Linked DNA regions of Homo sapiens: region 2 is linked to region 1. A link is a contact called in ENCODE Hi-C or POLR2A ChIA-PET data. All regions are on one chromosome and are shown on one strand. The core of a region is the stretch at or near the end of the contact, and the rest is flanking DNA. Distances in the headings are between cores, read along the strand shown.

Evidence for each region. Hi-C counts contacts between places; a loop is a spot of excess contacts on that map. ChIA-PET counts read pairs that join two places held with the same protein, here RNA polymerase II (POLR2A). Pooled maps may share reads with other maps.
Region 2: a loop to region 1 is called in a pooled map, with 5 times the contacts of the local background. The contact joins the promoter of FOXE1 here to the promoter of ANP32B in region 1. A Hi-C loop is called at or near these places in 5 of 50 pooled maps. POLR2A ChIA-PET finds 5 or more read pairs at or near these places in 3 of 52 experiments (activated CD4-positive, alpha-beta T cell, activated CD8-positive, alpha-beta memory T cell and activated T-cell).

What each region holds. Positions count from the first base shown.
Region 1 is chr9:97,981,739-97,984,889 of GRCh38, forward strand. It overlaps ANP32B (acidic nuclear phosphoprotein 32 family member B), which reads left to right and starts at 1,603. Exons shown (of 7, transcript NM_006401.3): 1 at 1,603-1,871. The coding sequence starts at 1,818. All of the region lies in intron 2 of LOC124902226 (a long non-coding RNA gene), which reads right to left. RefSeq lists silencers at 1,173-1,832, 1,983-2,072, 2,263-2,342, 2,413-2,612, 2,623-2,672 and 2 more and an enhancer at 1,473-2,355.
Region 2 is chr9:97,851,782-97,854,932 of GRCh38, forward strand. It overlaps FOXE1 (forkhead box E1), which reads left to right and starts at 1,445. Exons shown (of 1, transcript NM_004473.4): 1 at 1,445-3,151. The coding sequence starts at 2,134. It overlaps PTCSC2 (papillary thyroid carcinoma susceptibility candidate 2), which reads right to left and starts at 1,299. Exons shown (of 11, transcript NR_147055.1): 1 at 1,135-1,299. RefSeq lists an enhancer at 1-413.

The sequences.
Region 1 (3,151 bases), core at 353-2,852:
CTGGACGTGCAGCTTAAGATTCCTGAGCTCCTCATCTGTAAAATGATTAAATTATCACCTACTTCAGAAAGTTGTCTGAGAATTAGAGAAATAATATCAAGCCCCTTAAAGCAGATCCTCAATAATCGCTTGTTGGCTCATGAAACCGATTTTTTGTTTTGTTTTGTTTTGTTTGGTAAAAGCCCTCATTGCATAGCCCTGTGGTTCTCATAACCTTAGTTACAGACCTTTTGTAACCCTGAGAACATCTGTCTCCATTTTCCCTTGTCATAAAGACGTCTGCTGAGACTACAAACGGAGTCAGGGAACTACTACCAGAAAGTTTTTCTTTTCCCATATTCCTTCTAAAACTTTCATCTTCAAATGTTAACTCACTCAGTATTTTAAAAGCTGATATATAATTGGTTTACAACTAAATTTGGGTTGTTTGCCACTAAAACTTAGGTAAAATAGGAAAGGGGGCACTTTCTTAACTTCCATAAAACTTCATGTTAATACATAGAATTTCAAGTTTTTCTTTAACAAATTGTTCTTAGTTTTTGGTGCTTCTTGTCAGTACGATCTTCTTAGATTGTATTTGATTTGACACATTATGTATTTACTTATTGTACGCTGAATATAACGTCATTCCCCGGTGTTCTGCAAAGCACAACACTCATCCCGATCTGGTGCTCTAACCCCTGGGACCCTTTGGGCCAGACCATGACAAAGGCTGCCTGCCAGGTTTCAGCGAAACTTAGACCACCAAGAATTTACACACTTCACAGGGGTGCCCTAAGGAATAAATGAGATTAAAAAAAAAAGTCTGCGGGGAAACCCTGAGGCCCTATTAGAAATGCTAATCGTTTCCTTCTCTAGCTCCTATTAAAATGTTAGAAAACCGAGGGAGACTCTCCTGAACAGGGTGGGGATGCTCGGCTGCTCTGTGGCTTAGCAAGCGACCCCAGCTGCCCTGCCAGGGCCGGTCGGCCGCGATTCCGTCCCGACGGGGGGGATCCTCGGCGGCACTACGGACGCCAGTCTGCCAAGGAGGCAGCGGGGTTCGGCCTGTTGGCCCCAGACTGTGTGGCAGGCAAAAGGTGAACGTCAAAGCCTGTCCCCGGCTTCTTCACATCTCGCGCCTCCGCGGGCGTCGGGCCGCCCCCGTGAGCCTCCCCGGATGGACTGGGTTTTAGGGACCCCCGCAGCCGGACTGCAAAGCTTCCCACCAACCCTTCCCGCGAACCTCCCAGCCCGGGCCGCAAGCCCAGCTCCGGGCGCGACGACGTGGGGCCGGAGGTAGAAGGAGTCTCAGCGCGGCGGGGGCCGGGGGGCGGGGAAGCCCCCCCACCCACGAGAAAGGTCTTACATCAGCCGCCCCACGTGCAATCGGAGAGAGGGAGGAAGTCGCTCCTCTATTCGGGCTGCGCCTTTCCCCAGCCTCCGCCCCGCCCGCCGCGAGTCTCCCCGCCCCGCCTTGGTGCAGCCGCGGCCGCCGAGCCGAGCAGCGCCGCGCGGGGCCGAGTGGAGCCGAGCAGCTGCCGCGCCGCGTCGCCGGTTTAAGCGCAGTGCAGGCCGCGGCCGGGGGCGGCGGTAGTGAGCCCAGCGCTGCGCTCCAGCCCCCTTTTCCCTCCATGGTTTCTCTCCGCTCCCGTGAGTAACTTGGCTCCGGGGGCTCCGCTCGCCTGCCCGCACGCCGCCCGCCACCCAGGACCGCGCCGCCGGCCTCCGCCGCTAGCAAACCCTTCCGACGGCCCTCGCTGCGCAAGCCGGGACGCCTCTCCCCCCTCCGCCCCCGCCGCGGAAAGTTAAGTTTGAAGAGGGGGGAAGAGGGGAACATGGACATGAAGAGGAGGATCCACCTGGAGCTGAGGAACCGGACCCCGGCAGCTGTAAGCAGAGACCCCTCTGGGTGCCCTCTCCCCCGATGACTTGCATGTAATGGTGGCCACCTGCGGGGCCCGGGCTGAGGGTTCGCCGGCCCCGGCGCGGGGAAGAGCGCAGCTCGTGGGCTCGGACGGGGAAGGCGGGCGGGCGCGGAGGGGGGAGCGAGCGCGCGAGGATTAACTCTTTGCCGCCCGCGGGCCCCTGGGGCGGCCGGGGGGAGGCAGCGGTGTGGGGGAAAGCAAACTTTGAGCGCTTCGCCCGCCGGGGTCTTTCCCCTGAGGGAGCGCGTGTGCAAGTGGCCGGCGGCGAGAGAGGGAGGCGGGGGTTGTGTAACGCTGGGAGCCATGTTTGCAGCCTCCCGGGATGCGCGGCCGGGCGGAGGCCCGGCCTGCCGAGGAGCTGCGCGGCCATCCCCGCCTGGGCCAGGCCGGGCTCCGCGCGCCCCGGGCCGGCCGGGGAAGGGGCGCGGGTGGGGCGGGACGGGGGCTCTTGTGGCCGGAGCTCGCCGTGGGCGCCGGCCCGGCCGAGGTCAGCAGTCGTGGGGCGAGGAGGGGGCTTTTTTCTTTTGAAGGGAGCGAGAAGCCCCCTCGGGCGCCTGGAGGCCTGGGCGGGCGCGGCCCGGCGCGCGGAGCGGGGGAGGGGCGGGCCAGGGCGGCGGAGGTGGCGCAACCGCCGCCCCTCCCGAGGCCAAGTTTGAAAAAAGGACGTGGTTCCCGCCATTTTTCAAGCCCAAAAATAAAACTTTCTCCCCCGTTCTCTCGCTCCCTCTTCGCCCTCGGCCTTGCCCACTCCTGCCTCCCAGGGGCAGCCCGGGTCGACCAAGGCCAACCGTTGTGGCGACGGCCTCGCCCTTCCCCCTGTGCCGCGGCGGCGGCGCCCGGGGCCCCTGCCCTTGCCCCGGGAGGCTGGCCCCTCCGTGTGGGCGGGCGGCGGCTCTTCACGCCAGCCGGGGCGCGCCACAGGCCGCCGCAGCGCCATGTTGGCGGGTGCCCGTCTCCCTGCGCCTGGTGAGCCGGCCCACGAGCTTGGCCTTGCCCGCCCGCCCTCGGCGCTGGCTGGCGGCCGCCTCTTCCCGCGCCGAGCCCTCGGTCTGTTTCCCCCCGCCCCGCCGGGGCTTGGCTCCCACTGGCGGGAGCCGCGCGCCGCGGCCGCCGCCGACTCATCCCGTCGCGGGCGCGCTGCCGACCCCCTCCCCCTTCTTAAAAGGGCAACGGCAGGCGGCCGCCCCCGCCCCGCGCCGGGCGCGCGGGATTTTGGGCGGGCTTCGGCTCGGCTCGTGGGCCGG
Region 2 (3,151 bases), core at 195-2,694, 130 kb before region 1:
GGCCGGGCTTAGCCTGCCCTCAGCTCACCGCCACGAAGAACGCGACTAAAACCCTGGAAGGCATGCCACCCGTTACTGGCCAGAACTCTCGTCTTGGGATCTCCCACACTCACCTGGCACCACCATCCGCGCGGCTCTGCACCCACAGCCCCGGCCCGCCCCCCCCCCCCACCCCGGAAAGCTGCGTCCGGGCTGGAGCCACTGGAACCCGCGCCAAGGCCCGGAATCCTATACGTAGCAGGGGCCTCGGAGATCAGCACACGCCCTCCAGCTGCTATTTAACAGAGTAGAACACTGAGGCCCTGCGAGGGGACAAGGACAGGCCCTGGATCTCCCAGTGAATGGCCAGGGAACGAACCCGGGCCAGAGGGGCCGCGCCGCGAGGATCTCAGGTTAGGACCAAGTTCCGGCTCAGGGACAGCAGGAAAGGAACTCAGAAATTGGACACCCATGAAGCAAACGTGTCCCGACTGCCCGCCCCTTCCCCCGGAGACGCGCCCACCCGGCCACCGCTCTCTTCCCACTCCCCCATTACCCGCAGCCCTCACTCCCCGCTGCGGGAAGGGGCTGCTTGGCTGCCTCTGGGGGTCTTCAGAGCTACCCTGGTCCCGGGGGATTGGAGGAGGAGGTTACCTATCCTGCGTCGTCTTTAATCCGTGCACCACTATCCATCAAATAGAGACAGATCCTGGGCCTCTCAAAGACGGATGATTGGGGGTGGTGATTGGCCTATCCCTAAATATCTACCACGCAAGGACTCTTGAGAGATCCAGACCCCGGTACAGTCGAGGGACCTGGGGCCCAAAAAGGGAAAGCGGCTACCTCTACCACACAGTTGGGAAGCGCAGTCCTAAAGGAGACGCAGGTTGGAGACTCCGCTAAGCGGAGAAGCCGCAGTGGGGCCATGGCAAGTCACCTTCCCTTTCGGGCCTAGGAATACTCATTCGAAAGATGGGGGGACTGGAGTGCCGAGTGGCTGTGGCAGCCACGATTGGGGTTTGGAAACCATCCTGAAAGGCCCGGGGAGCCAGTCTCCTGGAACTTCTCCCTCCCCATTCCCACAAAAACCAAGCGCCCTCTCGGCCAATTCTCACCCTCTCAGGACAAAAAAGTGAGATGAGCCCGTCCTTTCACCTGCGAGTCCAAGCCCTTGGCAGAGGCCTGAAAAGTCCGAAAACTCCGAGTTCGGGCGCTGAGGTCTCCCGAGCCGGTTCCTGAACTCTCCGGGCCTCAGTCGATCGGGGTGCGGAGGGGGCCGACCCGGGGGATCTCCAAGCGCCCTCCCCGCCCTGACGCTGTGGGGCTCCTACCGCGCCGCCACAGCTGCTCCTACCTGGGGAGGTGCGCCCGGGCCCCGGGGGGCGGGCAGTCGGGGGGCGGGCAGGGAACCGGTGCCGCCCCACGCTTCGTGGCCCCTTTAAGGAGGGGAAGCCGGCGGAGGGAGGAGCCGGTCCGGTGTGTGCAGGGGAGCGCCTCGCCAGCGGTCCGCAGGGCTGGAGACCCACGCCGTGGAGAGGACCAGCCTCAGGTCGCCCCGCCTGGGCCCGCGCCCCGACCTCGCTGCCCCCGCCTCGCCTCTCTGCCCGTGGCGCTTACGGCCACCTTGGCCTCGGGGGCAGGGCATGGGCGGCCCCCGCCAGATCGCCCAGCGCCAGTACTAACTGCCCTCGCTCTGGCCTTCGAGCCCGAAGCCTCTTCTGCGCGCACAACCTAGGCAGTAATCCTAAACTAGCGGGCACCACAGACCAGCTGCAGCCACCCCAACCCAGGGATCACTTCCGGACCCCTCGACCGCCCGGCACCAGCGCGCAAGGGACCCTTCAGCCGGAGACCAGAGTCCAGTCCCGGTCACGAGGCCACCGCCGCTGCCCGCCTCGAGAAGCACCACGCGGGCTGAGCCGTCGGCTAGCGGGTCACTCCCGAGCCTCTGTCTGCACCGCGCCAGCCCCAGACCACGGACGCTGAGCCTCCAGCGCGTGCCAGCCTGGGCCGCTGGGCTCTCGGGGCCAGCCCGCGACGATCCCCTGAGCTCTCCGCAGAAGGGCCGAGCGTCCGTTCCGGGGACGCCAGGCCCGCCCCCGCCCCCCGACAGCCGCGGGGATCCAGAGCCCGGGGGTGCGGGACGCCCGCGCCATGACTGCCGAGAGCGGGCCGCCGCCGCCGCAGCCGGAGGTGCTGGCTACCGTGAAGGAAGAGCGCGGCGAGACGGCAGCAGGGGCCGGGGTCCCAGGGGAGGCCACGGGCCGCGGGGCGGGCGGGCGGCGCCGCAAGCGCCCCCTGCAGCGCGGGAAGCCGCCCTACAGCTACATCGCGCTCATCGCCATGGCCATCGCGCACGCGCCCGAGCGCCGCCTCACGCTGGGCGGCATCTACAAGTTCATCACCGAGCGCTTCCCCTTCTACCGCGACAACCCCAAAAAGTGGCAGAACAGCATCCGCCACAACCTCACACTCAACGACTGCTTCCTCAAGATCCCGCGCGAGGCCGGCCGCCCGGGTAAGGGCAACTACTGGGCGCTTGACCCCAACGCGGAGGACATGTTCGAGAGCGGCAGCTTCCTGCGCCGCCGCAAGCGCTTCAAGCGCTCGGACCTCTCCACCTACCCGGCTTACATGCACGACGCGGCGGCTGCCGCAGCCGCCGCCGCCGCCGCCGCCGCCGCCGCCGCCATCTTCCCAGGCGCGGTGCCCGCCGCGCGCCCCCCCTACCCGGGCGCCGTCTATGCAGGCTACGCGCCGCCGTCGCTGGCCGCGCCGCCTCCAGTCTACTACCCCGCGGCGTCGCCCGGCCCTTGCCGCGTCTTCGGCCTGGTTCCTGAGCGGCCGCTCAGCCCAGAGCTGGGGCCCGCACCGTCGGGGCCCGGCGGCTCTTGCGCCTTTGCCTCCGCCGGCGCCCCCGCTACCACCACCGGCTACCAGCCCGCAGGCTGCACCGGGGCCCGGCCGGCCAACCCCTCCGCCTATGCGGCTGCCTACGCGGGCCCCGACGGCGCGTACCCGCAGGGCGCCGGCAGTGCGATCTTTGCCGCTGCTGGCCGCCTGGCGGGACCCGCTTCGCCCCCAGCGGGCGGCAGCAGTGGCGGCGTGGAGACCACGGTGGACTTCTACGGGCGCACGTCGCCCGGCCAGTTCGGAGCGCTGGGAGCCTGCT